Linked DNA regions of Mus musculus: all the other regions are linked to region 4. The links are chromatin loops, found by intact Hi-C in ENCODE. Cell type or tissue: gastrocnemius. All regions are shown on one strand. Links, peaks and the distances in the headings refer to the core of each region. The heading gives the core; the rest is flanking DNA. Region 1 has its middle 13 kb from the start of Calcb. Region 2 overlaps Pde3b (phosphodiesterase 3B, cGMP-inhibited). Region 3 has its middle 19 kb from the start of Psma1. Region 4 overlaps Insc (INSC spindle orientation adaptor protein). Region 5 has its middle 17 kb from the start of Cyp2r1.

Region 1 (6,242 bases), core at 499-5,498, 86 kb after region 4:
GCACAGAAGATTTATGATGTCCATCATAGAAAGAAGAGCACATATGCAGACGACCCTGGGTATTTGGGGAAAATCTGTGAGAGCTCTCCTCTGATGGATACTATTCTCTTGGGGAAATAGGAAATAATACGGGTGACGGAGTAGGTTGGGGATGAGGAGACAGCAGGAGATGGAAGTAAGTGGAAAAGCGAATGACTATAGGCATGTAATATGACAATGTGATTTCCAGGCAGCACTAAAGGCCTAATTAAGGCTCTTGGACTCAAGAAATTTAAAATGAGATAATCATATGACTGTGTGTTTACCTTCTGCCTTGAAGGTCCTTAGTCCAGTTGCTGAAAACTTCTCTAGCACATTCTGAAGATGGACACCTCCAAGGACAGGCTGACTATCACTTTCTGAGACCGACCCTGTGTTACCCTAAGTAGATGTGACTAAAAGTACTTCCATGTTGAGCTGATATTGCCCCCAGTCTGTTCTGCCCGTTCATAAACCTGAGAGCCTGCTGCTGATGGGTATGACCTATGTAGCTCTCTCTATTCTTGAATCTGCACATTCTCAAACTCATTCAGAACGTGGCCCCGTATCTAAATGGTGAAGCTGGAGCCGACAACTACACTACACAAGTAGGAATGCGAAATGGTGCATTGCCTATAAGTCATTTCACTAGGCAGTGCCACTACTAGGAAAGATAAGACTTGGTACCGGGCGTGGTGGCACACGCCTTTAATCCCAGCGCTCGGGAGGCAGAGGCAGCAGATTTCTGAGTTCGAGGCCAGCCTGGTATACAAAGTGAGTTCCAGGACATCCAGGGATATACAGAGAAACCCTGTCTCGAACCCCCCATCCCCCAAAAAAAGACTTGGTATCACAGTAGATATAAATTAAATTAAGAAGATCCCAGATTGTGCCCAATTACATTCCCTAAAGGAATAACGATGATTATTTTGGAAGAATTTTGTTCCACATATGATTATTACAGTATTTTTATGAATTTCTGAAAACAATTTCTATGTGTTTAAGGGATTGAATAACTTAATGCTGGCACACATTTTAATAGAAAGTGAAAAGAAAATTTTAAAAATGAAAAATAGAAGAACACAAAATAGAACAGAAAAAATATACACTGAGAAGGGGAGCCTCTTCAGCTCTTTTCCTATTGCTGGATGTGCTATTCTAGGGGAGAAAGGATTTGTTCCAGCCCACAATTCAAGAGTGCCATCAATTAGGGTGGGGACATGAAGGCAGCAGGAGGTTGCAGCAGCTGGTCACATCACAACCACGGTCAGAAGGAGAAAGTGGCACACACCTCTGCAGCTCTGCCCACTCACTTTCTTCACTTACACAGTCCAGGATCCTAGGTAGGGAATGGCACCACCCACAGTGAGCAGGTCTATCCAGGATCTATGAGATAATCCCCACAGCCATTCTCAGAATCCTGTTTTCCAGTGATTTCAGATTCTGTCCAGTTGATAATTAAGACTAACCATCACAGGCAGATTTCAAAGAAGTAGCTTTTTTTTTTTTTTTTTTGTCTTGTTTTGGTTTGATTTTTTTTTTTTGTTTTTTTTTTTTGTTTTTTTTTGTTTTTTGTTTTTTGGTTTTTTGGTTTTTTGGTTTTTTGGTTTTTTGTTTTTTTTTTTTTTTTTTTTTTGAGACAGGATTTCTCTGTGTAGCCCTGGCTGTCCTGGAACTCACTCTGTAGACCAGGCTGGCCTCGAACTCAGAAATCCGCCTGCCTCTGCCTCTCAAGTGCTGGGATTAAAGGCATGGGCCACCACTGCCCAGCAAGAAGTAGCTTTGATATGATCTATTTTTTGTAAATATGTACATAAGATATTTTTTAAAATCTTCCTGTACACCCCTATCTGCTACAAAGATAATCTGTTCAATTTTTCTTTACTTTATTTAAAATTAAAAGAAGAGTTGTACAAATGCATGTCATTTAGCAAGACAATCTGATGTTTTGAAACATTCGCTGATGTGTATCATAGTTACTAGCACATCCATCCAGCTTGCGTCTTTAATATTTCTCTATGGTAAGGCATTCACACACACACAGTGATGGTGCCAACTCGGCCCACTCTGTGTAATGGCAGCAAAACTCACCCTTCTGCGAGATTACAACTTTCTGTCCTTGACCAGCTTTACCTTGATGGTGGCCATTGTTCTACTCCTGACTTCATGAGATCAGCTGTTCTAGACTCCACATATAAGTGGGTCCTGTGACCCGTCTGTCTATGTGTATCTATTTTATTTTGCGTCATGTCCCCTACCTTTACCCATGCTGTCACTGGTAACAGGACCAAATCCTTTTGTGGCTGAATAGCATTCCTTGTGTATCTGAACCTCTTCATCATCTCATCTGCTGATGACACTCAGTGTTCCCTAGCTTTGCTAAAGGACCAGCTGCAGTGAACAGGGGCCAAATGTCCTTCCCACACACTGGCTTCATCCCCTTTGGACATGAACACAGTAGTTGGGCTACTGAGACTTAGTGTATTTTTCTTTTTAAGGAACCTCTGCACTCCTTTGTAATAGCTGTACCGATGATGTACATCTTCCCCAACCATTATACCAAACTGGTAATGGTGGATTTCTCTAGGTGATATGATAACCAAAGAACAAAAGCTTATTTCCTTTCCTATAATTTTCCAATTTTGTGTATCAAATATATGTGTCAATTTATCATTAGAAAACCAAACTTTTTAATTTTTTTAATTTTTTTAACTAAAAAGCAAGCCTCAGTCGTACTTCTACACTCAATCCCGACTAACTCTTCCACAAATGTCCCTATTTTTGCCTTCAAATCACTCCCCAGCTCCAACCAAAAGGTCACTAAGTCTCTTCTGAGCCCAGACAGCATTCTAAGATACACCCAGGAGGCAAGAAGCCCTGTCAAAATGTAGGGAACTCACTCGTTTTGCGGATGCACCCCACTTTTGCATCCCTCCATCCCCTGCACCCACATCTGCCCCCCCTCCGCCCCTGCCCCAGCCTTTGTCATTTTGGGCTAATCAAGACTGCACAGCGCAGTCTCACCTCCATTTCAGGCCTCTCAGGCAAAGCCTCCCAGACAACAGCAACCTTCCAGCCTTCTCTAAAGATTCTCACCTGCCATCGGAGTTCTGTGTGTCTTTAAGAGATAATTGCCTCTGCGAAGGGACATAGGAAGAATTAGAGATGAATCTGGGAGACTTGTCTTGGACCCTACAGGGTAGAGGGGATCCTGGTAAAGCAAGCTGACAGTGTGCTGATGCGCCCCCTGGTGGAAAAGAGACTGCAATTGGGGAGGAAGGCTATTTTAATATGCTACCCACCCCCCAATCATCAATTTTTGTAAAGTCTTTTCCTTGTGTCTTTTAAAAATCTACCTATATCTCACATTTAATATAACTTCTACATAGCCACATAATATCTGGACTAAATTAAATCAACGATTGTGTAAACATTCACATAACTATTTTACCACTTTTTGAAGCCAATAAAATACTCTTGGTAAATGCAAACATTTTCATGAGTCTTTGAAAAGAAAATGTAGGCACTTGGCTCATAGCTGCAATAATTGAGGAACAAGAAGATCACACACCTTGAATGGAGGTTTACACGCTTCCTTACCAGTAACCCAATGGCACGAAGACAGCAAGAGTGGGGACCAGCAAGGTGACTGACCCCAGACTGGTTTGGGCACAACCCAAAGCTATGAGGATTCCTGGGAATGCATGAAGCAAGCTTCTGCAAACTCGTGCCAGTTTTTATAACCCAGCTCACATAGAATAGAGCCGCACCGACAGCACGGAGCAGGGAGGACAGGGAGGCAAATGGAACAGCCTCTGCCTGGCAGAAGATCAAGCCTGATAAGAAATATTGTACTTGACACAGAGGGAAGCTAAGATAAACCATGAAGCACAGACTGATTCAACTCCTGGATGAGGCTTAAATGATGAAAAATCAGAGAAGACAGTATTTTTTTTTTTTTTTTTGGCCTTTTAAAAATTCTAATGCACATTTCAAAAAGCTAGAAAAAGAGTTTTGAATATTTTCTTTTTTAAAATATTTTTTATTGTGTATTTTCCTCAGTTACATTTCCAATGCTATCCCAAAAGTCCCCCATACCCTCCCCCCACTCCCCTACCCACCCATTCCCCCTTTTTGGCCCTGGCGTTCCCCTGTACTGGGGCATATAAAGTTTGTGTGTCCAATAGGCCTCTCTTCCCAGTGATGGCCGACTAGGCCATCTTTTGATACATATGCAGCTAGAGTCAAGAGCTCCGGGGTACTGGTTAGTTTATAATGTTGTTCCACCTATAGGGTTGCAGATCTCTTTAGCTCCTTGGATACTTTCTCTAGCTCCTCCATTGGGGGCCCTGTGATCCATCCAATAACTGACTGTGAGCATCCACTTCTGTGTTTGCTAGGCCCTGGCCTAGTCTCACAAGAGACAGCTATATCATTGTAAAGAACGTCCAGCATTTGAGGAGACAGGTATGCTTAGCCAGATTTAAATTTTATACAATATATTGCTATACTAAAATATCACACGGCATCCCATTAGCCTATACAATTTTGTGTTTTGTACATTAGTTTATAAAGAAACCTCATGTAGGCTAGAGATATGGCTCAGTGGTTGAGAACTCACCCAACAGACAAACGGACAAATTTTTGGACTGTAACAAAATCCTTTAGCCTGGCTGGGTGGAAGCAACAACTTTCCAGCACTGACCTTTAGGCTGGCACATCAGAGACTGAGATCCAGGGTTTTCGCTGATTGTACCTTTTTGTTGTGTTCTTACGTGATGGAAGGGAGAAAGGGTCTGACCTGGGATTCATGATAAGGGCACTAACCCCATTCATGAAAATTCTACTTCCTTGACCTCCCAACACCCTTTCAGGATGAAAACACTAAGTTACATAGGAACCGAAAAGTATCTCCCAATGGGTCTAAACCTCCATTCAAGGTGTGTGATCTTCTTGTTCCTCAATTATTGCAGCTATGAGCCAAGTGCCTACATTTTCTTTTCAAAGACTCATAAAAATGTTTGCATTTATCAAGAGTATTTTATTGGCTTCAAAAAAAGGTAAAATAGTTATATGAATGTTTACACGACCGTTGATTTAATTTAATCCAGATATTATGTGGCTGTGTAGAAGTTATATTAAATGTGAGATATATAGATTTTTAAAAGACATAGGGAGAAGACTTTACAAAAATTGAAGATTGGGGGGATGGGTTAAAATAGATTTCCTCCCCAATTGCAGTCTCTTTTCCACCAGGGGGCGCATCAGCACACTGTCAGCTTGCTTTACCAGGATCCCCTCTGCCCTGTAGGGTCCAAGACAAGTCTCCCAGATTCATCTCTAATTCTTCCTATGTCCCTTCGCAGAGGCAATTATCTCTTAAAGACACACAGAACTCTGATGGCAGATGAGAATCTTTAGAGAACCAAAAAGGGCTTCTATGAAGGATGTGCAACCAATATTACACTTAACGTGAAATATTCAAAACTCCCTCCTTAAGAAAGGAAACAAGGCAAGAATGCTCACATCTGTGATTTCTACCCAGTGTTCTATTACATGTTCTTGCCAAAGAAATAAATGAGAAAAACTAACTAAATAAAAGGCATCCAAACAAATTGGAAAGAACTAAAGCTACTTTCACTTGTAGACAGCATTATCTTCTATCTTATGTACAGAAAATCCTAAGGAGCAAATGAACACATTTATCAAGGCTTCAGAAAACAAGATCATTATACAAGTTGAATTGTATTTCCAGAAACAAGCAATAAACAATTAGAAAAAGCATTAAGCATCATGGTGCATAGCCATGGCAAAACAAAAACAAGAAATCATGTTCTATTTAGGAAACAAAAAGGAAACTCAGAAGTTCCCTCAGGTTTTTATAGCAATTTTCTCTTGCACAAACTAACCAAGTTTCTACAAAAATATACTTATTTTTATCTAACCAGGTGCCTTAATGACTCAAGAACCTCCCACAGATCTCACTCCTTAAAGGTTACAATAATACCACCCCCTAGGGGGCAGATCTCCAAACCATGACCTTTGGGACTCTTAGTTTTCTTAGTGTTTTGATAAGATTCTGACCAAAAGCAGTTTGGGAATGAAAGGGTTTATTTCACTTTGCATGTTCCAATCACATTCCAACAGGAAGGAAGTCAGGGCAGGATTTCAAGGCAGGAACCTGGAGGCAAGAGCTGATGCAGAGGCTTTCTTATATAACCCAG
Region 2 (5,000 bases), core at 1-5,000, 320 kb after region 4:
AGGAAAACACAACCAAACAGGCAAAAGAAACGAACAAAACCATCCAGGATCTAAAACTGGAACTAGAAACAATAAAGAAATCACAAAGGGAGACAACCCTGGAGTTAGAAAACCTAGGAAAGTGATCAGGAGTTATAGATGCAAACATCACCAACAATACAAGAGATAGAAGAGAGAATCTCGGGTGCAGAAGATACCATAGAAAACATTGACACAACAGTCAAAAAATGCAAATAGTAAAAAGCTCCTAACCCAAAACATCCATGAAATCCATGACACAATGAGAAGACCAAACCTAAGGATAATAGGTATAGAAGAGAATGAAGATTCCCAACTTAAAGAGCGAGTAAATATCTTCAACAAAATTATAGAAGAAAACTTCCCTAACCTAAAAAAAGAGATACCTATGAACATACAAGAAGCCTACAGAACTCCAAATAGACTGGACCAGAAAAGAAATTCCTCCTGTCACATAATAATCAAAACAAATGCACTAAACAAAGAAAGAATATTAAAAGCAGTAAGGGAAAAAAGTCAAATAACATATAAAGGCAGAACTATCAGAATTACACCAGACTTCTCACAGAGAGTATGAAAGCTAGAAGATCCTGGGCAGATGTCATATAGACCTAAGAGAACACAAATGCCAGTCCAGGCTACTATACCCAAAAAACTCTCAATAACCATAGATGAAGAAAACAAGATATCCCATGACAAAACCAAATTTACACAATATCTTTCCACAAATCCAGCCCTACAAAGGAAAATAGATGGAAAACACAGACACAAGGGGTGAAACTGCACCCTAGAAAAAGCAAGAAAGTAATCTTTCAACAAACCCACACAAACATAATTCCACCTCTAACAACAAAAATAACAGTAACAATCACTTTTCCTTAATGTCTCTTAATATGAAAATTAATATTACCAACATATCCTAATCAATTGAAATTCAAAAATATGAGGAATTAGAAATTTGTTGGCTATCATCCAGCCTCTCTAATTTGTTAATTGGAGAAACAGATCCAATATTGTACAATCCATATACACTTTCTGCTTGTTTGTACATGTCAGGGTCTTGCTGTGTGCCATATAATGGTCTTGAAAGCATGCTTCTCCTATCTCAGCCTCTTTATTAGTAGGATTGTTTCTTTGATGTTTTTACCCTATACTGTGGTTTTCAGAACAGCTAACATATTTCAAAGTTATTTATACAGCCAAAGAAATATAGACAATTAATTTGGGAGGTGGCTTGTAAGAGAACAATAAAGAGTGAAACTGAATGTTTTGCTTATAATTACTGTACCAATTTTGAAGAAAAGGACCTTATAAGTTACTCTTTTTCTGAGATGAATACTTTTCAAAATCATTCACAGCTAACGAACCAGAATCTTACCCTCACCTAATGTCTGTGCCACCCTCTAAGCAGAAACACTGTTCATTGAAACAGTTGATGAATGACTTTATGGATAGACCATCTTAATACACACACCATTTCTTAAATGAATGTAACCTGTTCCCAGTGGGCTGAGAATGATACAATCACTCAAGTCAAGTAGCTTTGACCATTGCAGGAAATCTGTATCCAAATAATCATGTCTACAATTCATCCCTTGGCGCAGCAGAACTGTCAACTCTTAGCTTAGCTACTATGGAGGTAAAATCCTTTGGTGATGTGAGGGACACTGAAGTACAGCCTTACTACAATGAATTCCAATGTCTAAAAATTATTCTTACTTTGAGTTTGTACCACAGTAAGAGCCAAGATTTTAAAGCTCTACTAAAAATAAAATAAAACAAAACAAACCAACAAACAAAAAAGTAGAGTGTACTTTATATTTCAATTAAATTATGTTCCTGTGTTCTCATCAAAAGCAAAAACTGCCAACGTGTCGAGTATTGAGGAGTTTCACAGTAAGTTCTCCACAATATAATTTTTTTCAGGGAGAAATAACCCTGAAAACCCTCCAGCAAGATTTGTCCTATTTTTAGAGACTTAGAACACTGAATTTCAACATATAGTCTTCAAAGTTGTCAAAGGCTCACACTAGGCAACAAGGAAGGTGGTTTTGTTTTGTTTTGTTGTCAATCTTGCAATATGTTTTATACAAATAAATGTGAATTTAAGCCGGGCGGTGGTGGCACACGCCTTTAATCCCAGCACTTGGGAGGCAGAGGCAGGCAGATTTCTGAGTTTGAGGCCAGCCTGGTCTACAAAGTGAGTTCCAGGACAGCCAGGGCTATACAGAGAAACCCTGTCTCAGAAAAAAAAAAAAAAAAAAGTGAATTTAATGTAGTTAGTGGTATAGGAAATTCAATTAAAATGAATAAAAATTAATTATTCTTGATGATATAAAGCTATAAAATACTTTTAAATAAATTAGAGAAAAAGCTATCATGTTTACATTCAAGGCAAAATTTTTGCAGCTTCTCATTCTTCTGTACTATAAATTATTCATACTTGATTCTACTGTTCTATACATTAAAAGTTTTATGAGAAAGGAATTATTTTGATCAAACACAACAAAATTCAAGTTAACAAACCATAAAAGAATGTGGAAAATATAATTATCTGAGAATATTTCACATATAAATCTTAACAGTTTAACATATGAACAGCTATGTATCAATCCTGCCATCTACTGTCTCAAATGTGTAATTTTACACAGTTCAAACTAAATAAAGTTTAGCTTGACTCCTGCTCAGTTGTAAGATAGTGTGGCCTAACATGGAATTTCCATTCATTACAATTCTACTAACCCAGATAAATGACTGAAAAGAAGGTTCTATCCGTCATTCATGGCTTTCAGAATAAGAACTGAGTCCTCTGTTATTGGGGAAATGTTACTTATTAATATTCATAAATTTTTAGTTCCTGTATTTTCCCAGCCTCACAGTTAAATTAATTGTGATTTCTGATTTAGCAGTTTTCGTTTCAAGCCAGTTCTCAAGGGATTATATAATATGTATGTGGAAACAGGATTTGGAACATTTTTGCCACCTTAAACTAGCAACTATGATGATAAGTCTGAAGAACATAATTTGTCCTTTCCAAGTCAGTAACTGGCATACTACACAATCGATTAGTGACTGCTTCCATAAATTTGAAAGATGCGCCACCATTGACAGTAGAAAGTGTGCCTAGCATGTGGCAGTGCTCTAGGTTGGATCCTCTGCAGTAGAGATCAGAAGGGTCCAGGATGCTAAATTGATTTTAGTTGCCCTAGGCCAGTGGTTCTCAACCTGCGGATCACGACCCTCTAGGAGTCAAATGACCATTTCACAGAGGTCACCTAAGACCATCAGAAAACAGATTTTAACACTATTATTCATAACAGTAGCAAAATTATAGTTATAAAGTAACAACAAAAATAATGTTATGATTGGGGGGTCACAACATGAGGAACTGCATTAAAGGGTCACTGTATTAGGAAAGCTGAGAACTATTGAGAACTGAAGCCAACTCATGGATATGGTTTTTAAAGGCTCCAACATCCTCTCTACCCAGCTGACCTAAGCTTTGATAACTTGTTACCTTCTTTTTAATAGTTTCTTGATTATAACTATTATTGATAAAGTAGGCTACACAGGTTCAACAAAAACAAGATGTAACCCAAAACTGTCTGTCTCTACCATGCATCTGAAAACCCACATAAAAACAGAAAAGGTAGAAACCCCATTCCAAAGAAAACTCCAACCATTTCTGGGATTCCCTGATGTTTCTTTTCTATGGAATAATACTTTGAGCAATACTTCTCTCACGTTAAAACTTGCCCTTCAAGTTATCTATAGTGCCACTCTCTCTTTAGAAGCCTGCATCACCCCTAGAGTTGTATTTCTCTAGCCTTATAGTTAACTTCCAACACTTTATCTCATTCCATTGTTTTCACTGACTGACACGAGAACTAAAACACTAGCTAGAGTCTGAATATAGTCTTTATATTTGGGGCCTTCTCAGACTTTACCACCTTTAAGAATTACTGCCTACACTGTCCTAAACATACTGCAACAGTTCTTTCTTGATTTTAAAACTACTTCAAACCTTGTCCAAAAAGAGGGGATGCTTTACACTGAAAAGGTTCTCAGAGTTTTACCTTGAAACACTGAGTTCTTGGTAAGACCTCTTACCACTGCTGCGATCCCACCTTGAACAGTGCTCATTAGTCAGCAACGATGAGGCTCCAGAGCTCCTCCTCAGCTGTGGAGTTGGGAAACTGGTTCTGCCACTCAATCCCTGTCAAATAATTTTAAAACAGCTAAATTATCATCCTTTAATATGTTGCATATAGTGGCACATCACAAATAATATAATATGTACAGGTAAAACAAACTTCACTTTGAAAATCTTCCAACTTTCTACTTCCACTTCCAATTTCCACATTTGACATTGTTAACTATTTATTCTTAATCAAAAGCTCCTGAACTCTTATGACAAACTACACTTTTTTCATTTTTACATTTTATTCATAGTTTCAAGAGTGAAAAAAATCAGAGCTTAAAAAATGGTCGTGGACAGGAGCCTGATAAAGCTGTCTCCTATGAGGCTCTGCCAGTGCCTGGCAAATACAGACGTGGATGCTCACAGTCATCTATAGGATGGAACACAGGGTCCCCAATGAAGGAGCCAGAGAAAGTACCCAGGAAGCTGAAGGGGTCTGAAGCCCCATAGAAGGAACATCAATATGAACTAACTAGTACCTTCAGAGCTCCTTGCAACTAAACCACCAATCAAAGAAAATACATGGTGGAACTTGTGGCTCTAGCTATATTTGTAGCAGAGGATGACCTAGTGGGTCATCAATGGGAAGAGAGGCCCTTGGTCCTGTGAAGGCTCCATGCCCTATGCCATAGGGGAATGCCAGGACCAGGAATGGGAGTGGGTGGGTTGGGGAGCAGGGGGAAGGGGAGAGGATAGGGGATTTTTGGAGGGGAAACTAGGAAAGGGAATAACATTTGAAATGTAAATAAAGAAAATATCTAATAAAAAAGGAAAAAACGAT
Region 3 (6,242 bases), core at 602-5,601, 520 kb after region 4:
ACTCTGTCCGCACTGTCCAGTCCCCTCAGAGGGTGCAATTCATTGGCTTTGTGATTTTCACAGAATTATGTGATTATCACTATATACTTAATTTGGAAGACTAAAACTTTAGTTCCCTTTACTGCCAAGTAATAATCTATATGTGGTAATCTATCTATAATCTATGTGTCAGCGGACAGTTTGAGTCTTTCTACTTTTTAGCTATTCAGATACATGTCCTGTGTGGTGAAACACGTCCTGTGTCCTGTGAGTCTCACCAGCTCCCTCCAACTCCCAGTGGTTTTCTGCCCCATCTTCAGTGCCTTGGTCACTCTGCCACCTATTCCCTCCCTCCCCACAGAGACCCTGTCACTGTATGGAAGCATTCAGCTGTCCTCCTGCCATTTATCACAGGTGCTGCTAGGTCCCCACTGCCTCCTCTGTGTCATCCACTCAGTCCTTCCCATCAGTGCTAAAGAGCTAATGTGGGCAAGAGAGACTACTGGAAAGGAGTTTCTAGTAGACCTAATACTGCTACATCAGGGGATCAGCACAGACCCAGCTTATATAGTGAGAAAGGGGTGGGCCTGTGGCTAGGGAATTCGCACCAACCATGGCATAGTCTTTCATGCAAATGAAGGATCTTGTTTGCACCAGTCACAGATCACCACCAAGGGAACCGATCCTGCACTTGCTTCAGTGAAAAGTGCCACAGGGTCAGGAGAAGTTCTCCAAGGCTTGTTTTGCTTAGAAGGCAGCTTTCAGAAGCTGGTGTGGGCTTTGTGGTGGGGTGATGACTGGAGTGTGTGCTCAGCTGTGGCTGTAGGGTCTTCCTGACGCTGGAGCACACTCCAAGTAATTGTAAAGTGTCTAAAATAGCTGGGCTGCCACGAGGACTGTGCTTGGTCAATAGTTCCACACTGAACAATGTCAGGCGCAAGGGAAGGGACCATCAAATATCATCTTTTGATGGTTTTAATTATTCATATAAAACATTAAGTGGGTGCTTACAAGACTAGGGAGCTTACACTCATTAAAGCACTTGGTGTGCAAGCATGAGAGCCTTAGTTCATATTCCCAGCATCCTTGTAGCATTGGCACAGTGACACACACCTATAATTCTAAGCACTGAAGATGCCTAGTACTCACTGGGCAGCCAGTCTAACCGAGTCAGTGAACTCCAGGTCCAATGAGAGATCCTGGCTCAAGCTCTGACCTCCACATGCATATATGTACATGTACCTGTTCACATGCAGATAGAAATATGTCCACACCATACCCACACAAAATGTGCTTATAATAAAGTCTTTAACAATGCCAATAAGTGCCTGTTTAACTCCTGCCTGGGTGTCCCTGGGTGAAGTAGATGCATCTGTTCTGGGTCTTGATGAACAACACTGTTAAGAACATTGGTGTGGAAGTTGTCATATGTACTTGTTAATCTGCCTAGGGCTCATACTTAGGAGTAGAGTTTCACAGTCACGTGGTATCTCTAGGTTTAAACCTTCGGGAAACAGCTGGAGTGTACTTCAAAGCAGTTATACCCTCTTCATCACTGGCCGTGTATTTAAAGACTCTGCTTTCTCCGTGTCCTCTCCAAAACTTGCTATCCTGTGTCCTTTTTATTATAACTAGCATAGAAGGCATGAATTCAGCATCTCATTGTGGGTCTTGTTTTCATTTCTTTAATGTTTAACATTTTTCCATGTTCTTAAAAGTCATGTGTCTATCTTCTATGAAGAACTATCTAAGCTGTCCATTCTTTAATTGAGTTATCTCTACTGTTGAATTATAAAGCTCCTTATATGTTTCAAATACAAAGCCCTTATCCGATGTATGATTTGCAAATGTTTTCTCCCATTCTGCAAACTGTCCATTCACTTCCATGATGTTATTACTTATAGCATAAAAGTTCTAGTATAGGGCCAGGTATCATCATAAAGGACACACCTTTAATCCCAGCACTTGGGAGGCAGAGGAAGGCATATCTCTCTGAGTACTGGGCCAGCCTGGCTTACATAGTATGCTGGCTAGTTTTATATCAACTTGACACCACCTATAATCATCCAAAAGAAGGGAACCTCAAGTGAGAAATGACTTAGGTTGTATGCAGACAGCCTGTTGGCTATTGTCTTAATCAGTGGTTGATGGGAGAGAGCCCAGCCAATGTGAGTGGGTGCCATAGTGAGTTCTAGTCCAAAGGTAAAGTGAGATCCTATCTCAAAAGAAAAATTAATTTGTGGGCCGAGGAGATGGCTCAGTGGGTATGAGCACTTGCTTAAGAGTACTTGAATTTAGCTGCCCCCCAGTCCTGAGGCCTGGGGTGACTGGAAGAAAGACACCCAAGCACCCACCTAGACCCTGAAGCAGGTGTCACTATAATGAGCAAATAAGTGATAGAGAGATGGGGGGGATGGAAGCCAGGATGGAGAGATGGAAGAGAAAGCAAAGCTGGGCGGATTACACACTGTGGAAAGAGGCGATACTGGAGATGATACTGCAGTGAAGGACAAGTAGACATGAAGAGCTTGTGCTGATGTCTGGGTCTGGCTGCTGTAGCTGCGGGTCTCTGCTGATGTCTGTGGCCCATGGTGCCACCACAGTCCCTCCAGATGACAGTGGTCTGGGCTGCTGCCTGAGACCATGTTGATATCTGGGGGTCAAACTGACACTGGGGGCCAAACTGATCTGGGTGGCCTACTGAGGCCTTAGTGACATCCTGACCCAGACTGTCACCGAAGGCACTTGCAGTCAGGGCTGTGTTGATGGCCAAGGCCCATGTTACTACCAAAGGCCATTATGGTCCGGGCTGCCCCCAGGGGCCAGGCTGAGGTCTGAGCACTGTGCAAAGCTGTCCCTGCCCCTCGCCTGAAAGCTGTTTCTGTGGCATAGATGAAGGATAGCTGGCACCACCCCTCATCTGCCACACAACATCATGGGCCTAAAGAGATGCCTCCCAACCCCTTGCCACCTGTAGCTAGCAGGAGAGCTGGCCCCACCCATCAACTGCCACAACACTCTGGAGAGCTGGTCCTGCACATCGCCTGGGCAGCACAGTTGAACTAACGCTGGTGGCAAAGGCAAGGATGAGCCAGACCGGAGGTTATGTGAGAAGGACAGCTGGCCCAGTCCCTTGATGGCTGCAGCGTTGGGTGAGCTAGCAGGGCCAGTGCTGGAGAGCTCCCCCTAGTGGTGTGGATGCCCAAGAGCAAGCAGGCTAACCAGATCAGCTACCACCCAGACCCAGGTCCAGGGCTTTGAATTGGCCTGCCCCAGAATCTACCCCATCTATAAACTGCAGGAGAGCACGAAGGCCCTGGTTCTGCAGAACCAAAGCTTCAGGACCTCCATGACACAGGGCAATGACAGACTATCCAAGGAGTTCTCATGAGGATCTAGTAGTGATAGTGTAGCAGAAGCCTCAAACCAGACCAATGGCTCACTGCACTGAACATTTGCAAGTGAAGATGTGTGGACAAAGGAGTATGGTGTGGAACACACCATAACACACTACAGCTTCCACAATGAGACATTTTTGTTTTGTTTTGTTTTTACTTTTTATTTTTATTTTTTATTTCCTTTGGGGGACAATGTAGCAAGGGTAGGTAGGAAAGGACCAGGAGATGAGTGGGATTGGGGTGCATGGTAAGAAATTCACAAAGAATCAATAAAAAGTTAAAAGAAAAATAAATAAAATTTTAGAATATTCTTCCTAGGGACCACATGTGATCTTTGACACAGAGAAGGAGAACTCCTGCTCTAGAGGCGGACACTGTCAGTTTCTCCGAACCTCACTTTCCTCTCCTGTAAAATGGGTGAGAAAGGTTGAGTCCAAAGACGCTCCCATTTTTGTGCTGGTATTTACTGTGCAGATGTTGAGTGGAGAGCCCTGCAGCTTCCTTACTTATGTCAAGTCAGTAAAACCGGCTGCTTCTGGTTTGTTTGTTTTTTTGTTTTCCCCAGAGGAAGCCATCCTCTGGGACTTGAGGGAAGACTCAGCCAGAGCTCTGAGGAGTACAGCGGGGGTAAAGGTGACACAATACGGGAAGGAAACCAGCTCTTGAAAAGTAGTCAATTACCTTCAACAAGCTACCAACAAACTGGCAAGTTTGTCTTGTTTTGTTTTCAGGTAAGGCTGATTGCCAGCTTTTGGAAGATAAAGTGGGCTAGATGGCTGGGTTCTGGACAACCCCAAATGAGAGAGGAGAGGAGACGGTTAAGGTAATGTTAGCAACAAAAGAAAGCTTGCAACTGAGTGATTATCACCCAAGTCATCAAAAGGAACAAAAATGAGAAAAACACAACAAGGGATCTACCCTTGTCCTTTAAAGGCACTTCTACAACTGTATACTCCCTGTCCTTTGCCTTTTGAAAGGAAATGTCACAGGGCATAGTGGCACACTTACGTAGGCCCAGCACTTGGGAGGCCAAGAAAAGAGAATTATGAGTTCAAGGTCAGGCTGGTCTACAAACAGAGCAAGTCCCTCTCTCTGGGGTTGGTAGGTGGGGGTAATATTATAGAAGATTTAAAAATGAGGACAGGCTGAGTCTCTTTTAAAATGAGAGATAATTTATAATTTCAAAAACTTTAGCTGCAAGTCCTAAAGCAATTTAATGCATTTAATTATTTCTGGAATCTATTTTCACATGGTAAAAATATTGATAAAGGTAAGCTATGCCCCACACACACACACACACACCCTCCATTATATATGAAGTGAAGTGGCACAAGCCTGGAATCCCAGGATGATCAGAATTCAAGGATAGCCTGGGCAATTTGGCAAAGTCCTGCCTAAAAAATAAGTTAAAACGCTTTTGTGGGCCATGGGAGTGTGGCTGAGTGGTGGGTTCAGTTCTTAGAAATACACGCACAACAAACGACAGCACTTATGAGATATTTACACAATGAAGATAGCATATTCTCCTGACGAACGGAAACCAGCCACCCTGATGCCAAAAATCATGCTAAATTCTCTGCGTACTCCCCATAGAACATGTTGGCATCCTTTTAAATGAACAGCCCTCTTCTCAAGGAAAGGAGAAAATCCTAAGGGGCTCCACGGTCAGGACTCCAACTCTTTTCACCTTAGCAGGACTCGGAGTTCCCGCTTTCCAAGAGGCACCACGATGTGGGAAAGGCGAGTGTGGACAGTTAGGAAGCGGTATCAGAGCTCACAAACCCCTGCTAAATAGTCACAGGCCGGCTGGGCAGGGACTGTGTCAGTGAGAGCCACAAGGAAACTGAAGTGCTCCTGAGGCAGCTAGGCTGGCTGGTGGCCAGTCTCCTTCCTGGGTCAGAGAGGCTCGCACAGTTCTGTGAACACTGACCCTCCCCCACCCCGCACGAAAACCAAAAAAAAAAAAAAAAGCTCCCTGGACACAGGGTCTGTTTTCACCTTTGTAAGTGAAAAGATTGAACTAGATTTCCATAGCGGGTCAAGGGACAGAGGACAGTGAAGACCAGAGGAGTACGTGCTGTGTGCTGCGTCAGAAACTTGCAGGCTTGTTTGGAAAGACTGAAACTAAATAAAGACTTATTAGCATAAGACGAGCATTGTGAAATTTGGTCAAAGGATTTTATGCAATGATGCTCTTAAAAAAAAAAAAAGCCTTCATGGCGATGGAGAAAGTAGAGAAAATAGAGCATTTTATTTAAGGGAGGAAACTTGTTATGTATCAACTTGTATGTTTTATGCCAACTTAGACACTAGACCCTGGGAATGGTCTCCTGAGTTTGGCTTTCTCCCACGAAAGGAAAGTAAATTTCTTTTCACAAAGCTAAAGTGTACTTTTAAAAAAAATTCTTTAAAAAGAATAACCAACACTAGACAACTTAATCTTTTTTTCTCCTTTTTACCAGTCTTCCTCTTTAGCTGGGCTTATCTTCAGACGTGCTAAGAGGAAAGGCTGACGTCTAGCCACACTTGGTTCCCTTTTTGCTTTTGTAACATTTTTTTCTCACATTTCCTCTATGGTGCTAGTATTTTATTGTCCCATTGCAAGCCAAATAGCATCAATTTTTAGTGAGAAAGCAATTATGGAACTGAAAAACAGACATTGACACGCAGAACTGGTGTGCTTTCTGCTCTTGGCATGTGGGTGGTCTGGGCTTATTTTCTAGAAGGGTGCACTGAACCTCTGAACCATGACATCGAGGCAGTGATAGTGCACCTCTCCTGGGGACAGACTCTTTCCCAAGCGCCTGTAGTGCACTGTGTCTTTCAGAGGAAAGAGCCCTGAGGACTGGTTCCAACTGGGAGGAG
Region 4 (6,242 bases), core at 632-5,631:
CATTAGCCTTCCTTTGAATTTGGCAACAAGACAATGGGATCCATCACCTGCATCTCCATCTAACACTGTGCTCGCCAATGCAGTCACACGAGAAAAGAAATACTGGTTGCAAGGAAGCAAGCCTGCTGTTCTTTATGCTGTTCTTTATGTTCTTTACAGGAGGTTTAGATGTGCAGAAAAATGTGAAACACTCAGCACTCTACTAAAATGTATAAGCAGATTTAGCACAACCACAAAATATCAAGGATATTTTCTGTGTATTAGCAGGATGATTTCCAAAGTGGTCATTTAAAGTACCACTTACATTACCATAAACCATAGCTATGAAAAAAGATTTAAAAGATGTATGAGGGGTCAATCCTTAAAGTCTACACTAAGGAGTAAGGTGCGTTATGTTCATTGATCAGATTGTTTTAATTGTTTGAGATGTCAAACATATAGAAATATAACGAACTCTTAATTAAAGTATTGGCAGGTATTTTGTAGACTCCAACAAGCTGGTTATAAAATGAATATAGAAATCTAAAGATTTGCCAATATCGTCTTAAAGAACAGAGAGTACTTGTACAATTCAATATTGAGGGTTTTTTTTTTTTTTGGACTGGGGTACTCAGTGTTATATTGGTAAAAGGATGGTCCAAAAAGACTAACAGGACAGACTATATCCATCACTTTGTTTACACAAAAGAATCACTTCATGTGAAGAAAGTCTCAATAAGGAATTTTCTAGACCAGATTGGCCTGTGGGACATGTCTGTGGGAATTTGCCTTGATTGGTAGATGATTTAGGATTAACTGTTAACTGCCCATTTTAGGTGGCACCAATCCCTAGGCAGGGTCTTCTGAGCAATATAACAAAGGAGGAAACCAGCTGAGGGCAGGCAAGCAAGGATCCATGCATTCAATACTCTCTTTCCTTGACTGATTATATGATGTCACCAACTGCTTAGAGCTCCTGCCCTGGGACAGCCCAACCCCCAGTGACAGACTGTAATCTAAAATCACCAACTCAAACACTTTCTCCCCTAAGCTGCTTTCTGTCAAGATATTTTATCACAAGAACAGAAACAAAACAAGGACAGTGTCAAACAAAATACAGGAGAATGTCCTGAGCATTCTGGAGAAAGCAAGGATTTCTTAAATAGACAGAAGCAGCACTCACTATAAAAAGGAAGATCAATAAATAGGACCTTAACAAAATCAAGACTTTCTATTTATCAAATGACAACATTAAGAGAAAGATAAAGCAAACCACAGGCTGACAACATTTATTCTCGCCATCTCTATCTGAAAAGGGATTTGTGTCTAGAATACATTTTAAAATTTATAAATCAATAAGTCAAGACAAACGATCCGATGTTTTTAAATGAGAAAACATCTCAGACTGTCGTTTCAAAAAAAAAAAAAAAAACACAAGACAACCAAATGGACAGCAAGGATATGAAACAGTTCTCTGAATCGTTACTCATCAGAGAAACAAACTTCAAAATCATCATAAAAGATGAATTTGTGCCTGAGTAAGTCAGAGGCAGGAGACTGTCTCGTAAATCTACAAACATGTTCATCTGTGCTTCTGAACTGATCTAAGAAGAGGCCCCAGCCCAGCTCTGAAAATTGAACACGCTCATCATCTCCACAGGTCTTTCTGTCCGTCTGTCTCCCTTTCCCCGTAAGCCTCATCTTTTTTCTCACAGCCCTTCCCTCTCTGTGGGCAATCAACAGGCCCGCCATCACTTGCTCTACACGGTCAGTACCAGAATGTCCAAGGAAGGGCACGCTTCTGGTTCAGTTCCATCCCAATCTGCACTGATGCTCACAGATGTTCACAGTCTCCCATTTCCTTTTGCTGCCAGAAGCCCTGTGTCCCCTGCTCCCAGTGACGCTTCTCCACTCAAAAGCCAAAGGGTAGCCCAGCATCACATTGCTGTGTGTGCCAGAAGCATCACCTCCGCCCCCAGTCAATTCCCCTTTGTAATGTCCCCTAAGGTACAGCCTCTCTTCACCACAGAACTAGCATCATCTTCACAGAGAATTTTCCGTGTTTCCTGAGTCCTTTGGAAGAAATGCACACTAAGTAACATTTTATCCACAGACCAGAGTCTTCTCAGCCCTGGTTGCCCCCACACAGAGAAGGAAGGGAGCGTTCCAAAGCAGGGCACCGGGTCAAAAGGCTGCAAGTTCTGCTCCAATGGCTTCTCGGGAAGCATCCGCGCACACCCAGGGGACAGACACACCCAGGGGACAGGTACCAGAGTTCCCAGCCGAGAGAGCTCAGCACCATCTCGTTTTCCTACTTCACATTGTGTCTTACAAAATCCATTCATACTCCACATGCTACCAGAAAACTTACTAAATGCTATTGGGAAACATCCTCTGGTTCCTTAGAGAGCCACTAGCCACGAGAGAACAGGCATCCGTGCTAATGCCAGCGTGGCAGCCTCTACCCAGGAAGCATCCCCAGCCTTGACTGCTTGCTCTTTATCTCATCTGTCTCACACTGGCTATGCATCCTGGACCACCAGTTCCTCTGTCTGCTTGGAGATGCAATGATTCGAGTCTGAAGAGGGAGAGAGAAAGGAGAATCTGGCACAATGCATGAGGCCCTAGAGTGTAATGGGACTTAGCTCATATCCCACAGAAATATATTCAAATATGTTAGCCATTCTTTCCTTGCTGAAGGACCCGCCCCACTCCTCCATCTGCTGCCTTCACTTCACACAGGACCCTGAAACTGCTGGCAGAGGCTATACCTCACGTCAGCCCCATGGCTGGTGGTAGGAGTGTGTGTGTGTTTGTGTGTGTGTGTGTGTGTGTGTGTGTGTGTGTGTGTGTGTGTCTGAGTCTGTGTCTGTGTGTCTGTGTGTGTGTGTCTGTGTGTGTGTCTGTATGTGTGTCTGTGTCTGTGCAAAGAAATGCAAGCCATTTCCTTGGCAAGCCAAAGGGTGACAGCATCTCCAGCCCCCCACCCCCCACGCCAAAGGGTGATGAGTGGCAGGGAGCATGCTCAGTCATGACCTGGGAGACAGGAGTGTTCTGCCCAACAAACATTGCGCAGAGTCAGAGGCCAAGCCTGATGCCTGGGCTGAATCCCCTCTACCCACAGGATGGAAGGAAAGATGACTAGCTGTCCTTTGACCTCCACATGAGCACCGTGGCACGTGTGCATGGTCACTCTATAACACATGATTAATTAATTAACTGTAAAAGATACATAGCTGATCCTTTGGGGAAGCCTCAGGATTAGGGGCTAGGGGTACAGTAGATTGCAAGATCTGTCTGCATCTTTCACCTAGAGGATCATATTCCTGTAAGAAACGTTGGTTGTCTTGAATTTTAACCATTCCCCCTCCCTCCTTGTATGTCTCAGGATATATTTTCTGGTCCTAACTGCTGATGGTGGGGCCCGTAGCCCAGTAGCCACAGCACTTCCAGGAAAATGCTGCCTCGCGGCCTGGCAGGGCTGCCAGTAGAGCTCTTGTCCACCAGGGGCCGCTGTTGCACAGCACATGGTGTCCCACAGAGCCCCAGTGTGAATCACTTAGGTATCCAGACTGCCTTGCAGCTCCAAAGCTTCAAATTCAGGTTGGAACCGATTGGCAGGAAAGCTGCAGCTCCCAGCTGGCACTCTGGTCAGTACTGGCCCACCATGTCAGTGATATCCTAGTAAAAGCAGAGGGAAAGTACACGGGATGGGAATGGGGGTGGGGTGGGGGTTTGATTCCACCCTTTCAAGCCTTAATCCTCTCTGCTCCTACCCAGGAGACAGACTGAAGTTAGACTGTAAGGGAAAGGAATGAGTCACACTCTTCAGAGAAGACTGGGTCAAGGTTTTCCCCTTCTCTGCCATGCTCCAGTCAGAGCTGACTGTGGCTCTGAGACGCTGGGTTCAGTCCCAGCCTGTTCCCAGGGCAGCTGAATTCATTGTCAGTTACAGGGTGGAAGCAAGACTTGAGTCCCAGAGAGGAGAGGGCAGGATCTGGGGGGTCTGTTTTCAGAGTAGCCCGTCTCTTAATCAAGAGCTTCTCCTGAGAAAAGAAGGGTCTGTGGGTCAAATCATCCAGAGGCCCCTCTCCCCACACAGCCTCACGTAACTATCAGGACTGGATCTAGCAAAGTAAGTCGCTGGCTGCCTTGTGCTGGCTGCCTTGTGCTAGGGCCGCACACTGTGGCCACTACTGCTGCTTTTGAATCGTGGAGGGGAGAAGGGATCTAAGTGGACGAGAGAGGACAGAGAGGACAAGCACGGGGCTCCCACTTTGGCCCTGTGCTTCCTGTTGTCTACCTTTGTCAGTCTTACTTGAACTTTTGTAAATCGGAATGGAGGTAGCCACCACTCCCTGCCTCACTTGAATAACAACTGTGAGATTCAAAAGGGCAACAGGATGGGAGAAACTGCTTAATTTCTTTTAAATGTACTATTTCTGACTCATGACCACCGAGCAGAGCACAGTGGGGAGAGACTTCTAGTAAGCAGGCAATGGAGCCCTCCCCACCGCTACCACCACCGAGCCCACTTCCTCCTGCCCAGGGTCTTTGCCTAGACCTCCCTGTCTCTATTTTCCATGCACCCCAGAGCGTGAAAGGTGAGCTGGCGTGTGATGTAAGCCGCAGTTTCCCTTCCCACGTCCACCCACACCTCAGAGACTTTTTCCTTGGACTTGAAATTAAGCTCTTCTGCTCTCCCCTGATCATCCTTAATTTCTTTATCGATTTTCATTAAACTCTCCCTTTGGCTCCAGGACAAAGTAAACTAACTCCTTATTTCCCCACAAAAGGGGGGGGGGTGATTGGGTAGAAACAAAAGAATGTTCTTCGGGAAGTGAGACTTTCTCTTGTCTAAGGCTAAAGGGAAATTTCTAGAACTGTCTTGAGAGCTGGCTAAAGTTGGCTGAGCACTGGGCTTGGAAAGTTCCTAACCTCTTACAGTCGTAGACCTGTGCCTTTCTGTTCTGCAGGTACCCAGCTCCTCATCTGAACCATATGTTCAGTTAGCACTAGTCCTGATCCTTGGTCCCATTCTTTGAGCCAGCAGTACCTGGCCCTTACTTTAGTCACACCTGGAACTCTTCTGTGGCTGTTGCAAAATCCTTGGCCCCCAGTCTCTTTGGGGGACAATGCAGAGTCTCTCTTGACCACCATGTAAGACAAACAAGATAGACATAGGCAGCATATGTCCCATGCACAGATTCCAACTGGAGACTCAGCGTATTGCTACCCTCCACCAGGAGAGGTAACCATTTCATTGCACAGAAGATGCCAAAAGTCAGAGGGAAGTAACTATCTCCTTGGGACTCTTTCTTCCTCCACAAACCATGCAGTTCTTAACAATGCCAGTCTGTGGTGTCAGGAGAGCAGCTCTGATCTGTCAACCTTGGGAGTTGGGAGTGTCTGCTCTCACTCCATTCTGGGATCTGGGTCTCCCAAATGTGGTCCTGAGAACACTACCATCTCTCTGGGCTCCCCTAATTCACTGAGCATGGAGCTCCTTAGAGACACAAAGTACCACAGATCAATGACCAGCCACAGTGTCCTTTGCATCTCCTATGAATGCTTTCCCCTGCACCTCTGTATACCCACTAGAACTAAATCTCCACTGGCTTTTTGGTTCTCTTTCACCAGGAATCCAGGAATTCTAGAAGTAGGGAGCCTCCTTCAAGTCACAAGCCAGCCTCCACTCTAGCTGTACTTTTGGGCTCTCCACACTTGGCCTTTGGAGCAAGCTGCTTGCCTTCTACCCTGAGCCTAACACAGGAGCAGTTAGTAAGACATGACTATCTGCCAAGGACCAGGAAAAGCATGGCTGACTTCTAGAAGTGTACTGATCCTGGTACCAAAACAGAGGGAGCCTATGGCTGAAGTAAACTAGATTTCTACAGGGAAGACTCCACAGGCCTTTCTAGAGAGACCTTCCCTAAACCAACACCTTGAGCCTAGCTCCAAGGGAACAATCCCTTTGTAGTCCCTATTTCAGAAGGGCTACATCACTTCCTCCTATAAACAGTAACCTCCCAGAGTCCAGTCTCTTCCAAAGCCCTTACCAATAATACTGCCCTGCCCACAATCATGAAAACTGTAATTCAGTCCCACTGTGCACTAAGTGCCATGCATACAATAGTCCCATGAGATTTCAGTGTTTTTAAATCAGGAAAATGTCCAAGAGGCTCAGGAAGTTATCCCAAGTAACTTGCAAGTTCTTCAAACTTAATAAGCATAGAGAATCAAGTTTAGATTCAACAGCCTGC
Region 5 (6,242 bases), core at 588-5,587, 240 kb after region 4:
TGTCTCCGAGGTAATTCTAGAAGATATTAACTGAACTTAACCAAGCACAGAAAGGCACTGTACATTCTCATACGTAGAAGGCAAATAATCTCATAAATGCTGAGACCACAAAAACAGACCCCAGACGCTGAAACCTCTGAAGGAAAGGGAAAAAGAGATTGACTGTCAGCTGTAAAAACACAGTCAGACAGGAGTAGTATATCCTAATATTTAGCCCAGAGGGTGACCATGGTTGATAAGAAATAATTGTATACTGCAAAATAGCTAAGAGAGGGGATTTTGAAGTTTCCAACACAGAAAATGATAACTATTTGAAATGATGGATATGCTAATTACTCTGAGTTGATTATCACACATTATACACATGTTTCAAAATATTATGCCATCACCCATAAGTATGCAAAATTATGTATCAATTAAGCTTTTAAAAACATTTTAAAAAACAAATTTAAATTTGATCTTTTTTATTTTGACAATTTAACTCATCTATTTGTTTCTTCTGGCCAACTTGATGGCTATACAATTCACATAAGATTAAATGTATTCATTTTAAATTAATAGTTTGGTAAGTTTTGACAAACAGAATCATTATCAAAATCAAATAAAAGCAAAGAAAAGAAAGAATAAAGTTTAACAACTTGTTTCACACAAAAGCAAAGAGAAAAGGAGAGAAGAACACGCAGGACAAAGGGCATATGGGACAAAGCCAACAAAAACAGAAAACTATCTCAATTACATCAGGAACTGTTTTTAAGCTAAGTGGAGTTAACATTCCAATTAAAACAATGGCCAGCACGAGCATGGTGCTCAGGGTTAGAGCCCTGTGCTTTGGAGTGACAGGCAGAAGATGAATCCAATGCCATTTGCAGCTATATAAGGTCTGAGACTAGTTTGCTTACATGATACTTTCTATCAAACAAACAAACAAAAGAGATGACTATATAAAAATCACTATTATATCCTGTTCACAAATACGAGAGCAAACCAATGAGAAAGGATCTGCCAGGAAAACAGTAGCTCAATGCACAGAGCATGGCTACACAGCATCAGATAAACTAACCTGACACAAGAAGTATTACAGGTGATACAGGAGAGCTCAAAATCCTACAACACATGGAACAGGAAAATCCTCACACTTTCTGTGCCTGTCATAGGGTAGACTGTGGCTTCATGATACAGACAACAGAAATAGAAAAGATAATGCACATTGTCGAGGAAGTTAGCACATCCTTCTCAGTAGCCAACCAAGAAAAAACAAAAACAACAAGAGCCTTGGACCACACCATTAGGCAATGTGCCTTACTGAGAGGTTACAGAATATGTACCTATTCAAGTAGACCTAACACATTTACCAAAAGAGGCACATACCATAAAGCGACTCTCAATTTCAAAGAATTAGAAGTGAGAGTATTTCTTTCATCATTACAAAAGATAATTTAGAAATCAACAAAAGTAGAAAATACACAAATAAACTACAAACTTAATAGTGCAGTTCTAAGTAACTCATGTGTCTAGGAGACAACCACCATGAGAATAGAGAATGTTCTGAAAGAAGAATGGAAACATGACCTGTTGGGCTCTGTGGAACAACTAAAGATAACAATGGGGGAAAAAAAATCACTGCATATTTCAAATGAAGGCTCAAGAGTTACTTCAACTTCCATCTTAAAAAAAAAAAAACTAGAAAAAATAGATCATAAATTAAACCAAACACAAAGGAAAGAAACAATAAAGATAAAAATAGAAAATAATGAAGTAGCAGAAAAAAAAATCAGCGAAGCCCAAAGTGGCTTCTTAGATTAATCAACATAAAATAGGGCACACTACCAGAGACCACACAGATGTGAAATGGTACGAAGAGCACAGTATCAATAACTTGGCCAACCTTGACAAAACAGACATTTACTGAAAAACAGACAAGTTGCTAAAATTTACACCTCAGGAAATGGAAACTATGAGTAATCGCTTGTCTGACAAAGATGTGTATGTGTAGCTTGGCTCCGGCTACAAAGCAAACTTCAAGAAAGGAATATACTCTACCAAAAACCTAGAGAAGCATCGATGAACCTCCCAGCTAATCCCACCAAAACTTGTGAAGACATTACCAGGACAAGAAAACTAGAAGCAAAATTCTCCCACAAATAGAAATGTAATCCTAGACAAACAGCAAGAGCAATAGGAAGCCAATCACAGAACTAGACAGCCTGGCCCTGAAGCCCACCTCGGCCACTCCTGCTCCCACAGCGTGGGGGAGGGGACTGCTCGGCCTGTGCTTTCTCACCTGTACATGGTGTTTGTGCTTGAAATACAGATTGGTCTTTCCATCCAAAAGTCAATTTAATTTACCACTTAAACAGAATAAAAGAGATGCCCCATGCAGTTGTCTCTGTATATGTAGAAAGGGGTTTGACAAAACCCAAGACTCTTCTGGATAACATTTAAAACATTATTATTTTGAAAAAGAATATTTAAAAATGTCATTGCTATCACCATTTAATGTAATAACAGTGAATTCTTTGCCTCTGGGTTCTCAGACAGCAAATGCATATACCATCACCAGCTCTTTTTCAACATTGTGCTGAATACCAGCAAATATCCCTAAGGCATTTCTGCATCAATTAAGCCTTAGCGACTTCACTTCTTTCCCTTGAACTTAATTATTCAGGAATGAGAAATATTTCCATGAGTTCACATCAGTTTCCTCCTCAGGGATTAATCACACTAGCAAGCACTTGTTATCTAGATAGCTTTCTGTCGCCATCTGGTGGCAAAAAACAACCAGCCTAAGGTTTAATCCTTTAACTCAGAGATTGAAGAGAAAAGCAATCAAATTGATTGAAAGGTAAAGAAAGAGAGAACGCAGAGCAAGTCCAGGACCCTCCGTCAAGTCAGGCCATGCACTTCCCTCAGCCCTTGCTCCATCTCTGCAGATCACCATGAGCAACAGGAGTATGTTAGGAAACTCTGGACCCAGATGACCCAGGCCCCAATGCCCAGCTCTACTGTTTACTAGGTTTGGGCTTTTAAAGTGATCTAAACTTGCTTGCCTCAGCTTCATTGTCCATAAAATGGAATAATACTATCGTCTACCTTGCTAGAATGTGAGGGTCCAAACTGCCAGTATGCAGCACTAAACATACTGAAAAACCAGTCAAGTGCTGTTGGATTTTTTTTTTTGTCTTTATGAGAGAGGGTTGCAGAACACAGTACTTTGAAAGTCATATTAGCAATTACTATAAAATTAGGTATGTTAGCCTGATCATGACAACACTAATTCCAGTCCTTGTGAATGAATGTATACCCTGAACTAAGGCTACACAGAATGTAATTTGTCTATACAACTGAATAGTACTCATCCATTAAAAATAATAAGATACTAAGACATATGTTATAATTAGGATGAAACATTAAAACATAATGCTATATGAAAGAAACCAAACATAACTGGCTGCCACTGCATAGTTCCTTTAGCACTATCCCTTTCAGTAGATGGTGTTTAAAGCCCTCCTCTTATGTGGGCCTGACTTATGACTTGCTTCCAAAGGATAAAATATGGAGAAAACCAATGTGACAGTGCAGAGAGCTTTCAGGAACGAAGCTGAGACCACATGTGACGAGCCCTGTTGATGTTATGAGAAGGGTTCTTCACTTCTCTGGTGCTCCTTCCCAAACCCCCATGCTAATCTAAATGTGAGGGGAACATTAAGCTAATCCAAATTGGGGAAATTCTACAAAATGCCGTGCCAGAACTCCTCTAAATCCTTAATTTCACTAAAAAGAGGACAGGGAGCATTAAAAAATATGAAAAACTGCTATAGAACAATGGAAACAGGATGGCAAACTGCAGTGAAGCAGCATGCTGGATTAGATCTTGGGACATAAAAATGAAAACTGGAGAAGAAACTCGGAAACTTCGAATGGCTCTTAGAATGTTGTTAGTAGTTAGCATCCGATATTACTCACTTGATTCAGACCAATGAAAAATAGTTATAGAAGATGGCAAAGTAGGCGACAAGTACTCAGGAACTCTCGATCTCCAAACTTTGTTGTAAATCTAGGTTTATTCCAAAATTAAAAGTTTTTTTTTTTTTAAAGAAAAGAACAGGATGAACTGGAATGAGCTTGTTTTGCATACAGATGTTAGATTAAGAGGTTGTTTTACAATAAAGAAAAGGATCTAATTGGTATATTTTCCATGGAAATGTTTCTAGTTGATAATGATTCTCTCACAAATCCAAGGAAGTCACAAGTTAAGTTTCCCTACAACTTGCCAAAAAGAGATGAATGGTAAATACAGGGTCAGGTCCTATACACTGAATAATCTCAATGACTTTTAAATAATCCTATGCTTTAAATTAAAACCATTTAGCCAAGTAAAGCATCATATGTCTTTAATCCCAGCACTCAGAAGTCAGAGGCAGGCAGATGTGAGTTTGAGGCTAGTATGGTCTACTATTGAAAGAAAGAAAGAAAGAAAGAAAGAAAGAAAGAAAGAAAGAAAGAAAGAAAGAAAGAAAGAAAGAAAGAAAGAAAGCCAGCCATTTAAGGACCCTAGATGCATTAACTCAGTGTCACAAAAAAACCTTGGTCTTGCCCCTCCACAAACATGTGACATGGCCTCGTGCCTAATAGAGCTTTGAATATGGGTCACTCCCTGTCTTATTTGGCCCTCCTCTATGACCAACACAGCAGTCTCTTTCTTCCAAAAGTATCCGTTTAGGTCTAAGGGGTCCTAAAACACCAGACAAAGGCCTTGGAAGCCACACTTTGGTCATAAAATGAGTCTTCATAATAATCCCAGCTCTGCTCGGCCAGTCTAACATCACAAACAGATGGCAGCACCACCAGCTCCCTTCTCAACAGCGTCTAAACCTGCCATGTGAGATTTGGTGAGGAGCCTACTCCATGGGACCAACACGGTTAAGTGAAAAACTATGATATGGGGGTTAGGAGACGCTAGAGTTGAGAAGCCTGTCCCCATGGGAACTACATAGAAAGTCCCTATGGCTGAGTTGTATCATTTAACCATAAATATAAAAAGACAATGGCAAGAGTCATTAGAGAAAATAACTCCTACAGAAAACCCTTCAAGTCCAGAACTCCCTTCGGTTCCTGATTCCCAGTTCCCAGAAACCTGGCCAAATTGTTCTGCTGACTAAACACAGGGCCAGGCCACAGTGCAGGATGCATATCTTTGCCCTGAAACTAAACAGCCCTAGATCTTAGCAGTACAGGGATCTTGGTACCTACTAGATGCACACATGCCCACAAGACTAGACATATTTCATATCTGTGTACAATGTTAGGCTTGAAACACTTACAGCTTGTAATGGTTCTCCTTTACTTTGGGGTGCCCAAGGATACAACTAAGACCCTTCCTCTTTTACTGGATTCTTCTCTTGCTTCCTACAACTGGGTACATGTGGTTTCTCTTCTGGGCTTCAAGCCCACATTTCAGAGTGTGAGAGTGTGCTTAGGATCAGCAATAGCCATGACAAATGGTCTCTGTGAGTCAGTACAGGCAGCAAGAACATAAGCACAGAATGTACTCTGTGCTCAGAAGGGAGGACACTGAAAGTTCGGAGTTTGGGGGCCTCTTTTAGGTAAAGCTTCAGGACTGTGTGTGTGTGTGTGTGTGTGTGTGTGTGTGTGTGTGTGTGTGTGTGTGTGTGAGCTTCAGGACTCTGTGTGTGTGTGTGTGTGTGTGTCTGTCTGTCTGTCTGTCTGTGTGTCTGTGTGTCCTGAGATACTAAGAGAGTAACAAGTGCTTTTAACCTCCTAACCCCCTTGCTAATGGGCAAGTTCACACATACATCTTTAATTAAGAAAGGGAGAACAGGACTGGTCTCTCTTTTAGGTTAAAGATGAGCAAAGATTTGGGCCAGAGAAGAATGTCCTCACCAGCCCTGCAATAACTAACATGCATTCTCTAGAGATACCCCAGACATTATTTGTCCCAATCCATAAGGCAAGCCTTCACCTTCCCTTAGCAAGTGTGAAATAAAGTCTCCTTGTGGGTATGAAAGAAATCTAGGTTGACCAGATGCCCATATATATTTCACAGCCAGGATCTCTGGAAAGATCAATGCTGTTCATCCCTAGCTCTCTTATCTTACAGAATCCATTCCAGCCTTAGAGAAATCTCCCCTGGAAGTTGAAAGTGAAAGGAAAATCTATGTCTTCCTATTTCAACTGCTAAGATCGTTTATGAGCAGAAACTTCTCTGTGGTCGGAACATAGTG

Evidence for each region. Peaks named below come from ENCODE experiments on the same cell type or tissue, not always from the same donor. Only the 100,000 strongest peaks of a DNase experiment are listed, where the experiment ranks them.
Region 1: a loop joins it to region 4, with 12 times the contacts of the local background. A loop is called at or near these places in 33 of 42 quality-filtered maps.
Region 2: a loop joins it to region 4, with 7 times the contacts of the local background. A loop is called at or near these places in 16 of 42 quality-filtered maps.
Region 3: it touches region 4 in a loop (2.9-fold over the local background); 5 of 42 quality-filtered maps call a loop at or near these places.
Region 5: a loop joins it to region 4, with 5 times the contacts of the local background. A loop is called at or near these places in 26 of 42 quality-filtered maps.

Annotation. Positions count from the first base shown.
Region 1 is chr7:114,728,924-114,735,165 of GRCm38, reverse strand. No RefSeq gene overlaps it. Among named protein-coding and RNA genes, the nearest start is that of Calcb, 13 kb to the right of the region's middle. In gastrocnemius, for the core only: CTCF peaks have their summits at 3,082, 3,284 (motif pointing left) and 5,279 (motif pointing right); a DNase peak (open chromatin) is centred at 5,302.
Region 2 is chr7:114,497,146-114,502,145 of GRCm38, reverse strand. It overlaps Pde3b (phosphodiesterase 3B, cGMP-inhibited), which reads right to left. Exons shown (of 16, transcript NM_011055.2): 4 at 4,095-4,234. Among named protein-coding and RNA genes, the nearest start is that of Cyp2r1, 63 kb to the left of the region's middle. In gastrocnemius, for the core only: a CTCF peak has its summit at 2,643 (motif pointing left); no DNase peak of the experiment used is centred there.
Region 3 is chr7:114,291,813-114,298,054 of GRCm38, reverse strand. No RefSeq gene overlaps it. Among named protein-coding and RNA genes, the nearest start is that of Psma1, 19 kb to the right of the region's middle. In gastrocnemius, for the core only: a CTCF peak has its summit at 3,173 (motif pointing left); DNase peaks (open chromatin) are centred at 3,103 and 5,244; H3K4me3 peaks cover 754 bases; H3K27ac peaks cover 1,879 bases.
Region 4 is chr7:114,814,979-114,821,220 of GRCm38, reverse strand. All of the region lies in intron 7 of Insc (INSC spindle orientation adaptor protein), which reads right to left. Among named protein-coding and RNA genes, the nearest start is that of Gm24982, 14 kb to the left of the region's middle. In gastrocnemius, for the core only: no CTCF peak of the experiment used is centred there; DNase peaks (open chromatin) are centred at 2,996 and 3,496.
Region 5 is chr7:114,577,112-114,583,353 of GRCm38, reverse strand. No RefSeq gene overlaps it. Among named protein-coding and RNA genes, the nearest start is that of Cyp2r1, 17 kb to the right of the region's middle. In gastrocnemius, for the core only: a CTCF peak has its summit at 2,771 (motif pointing left); a DNase peak (open chromatin) is centred at 2,775.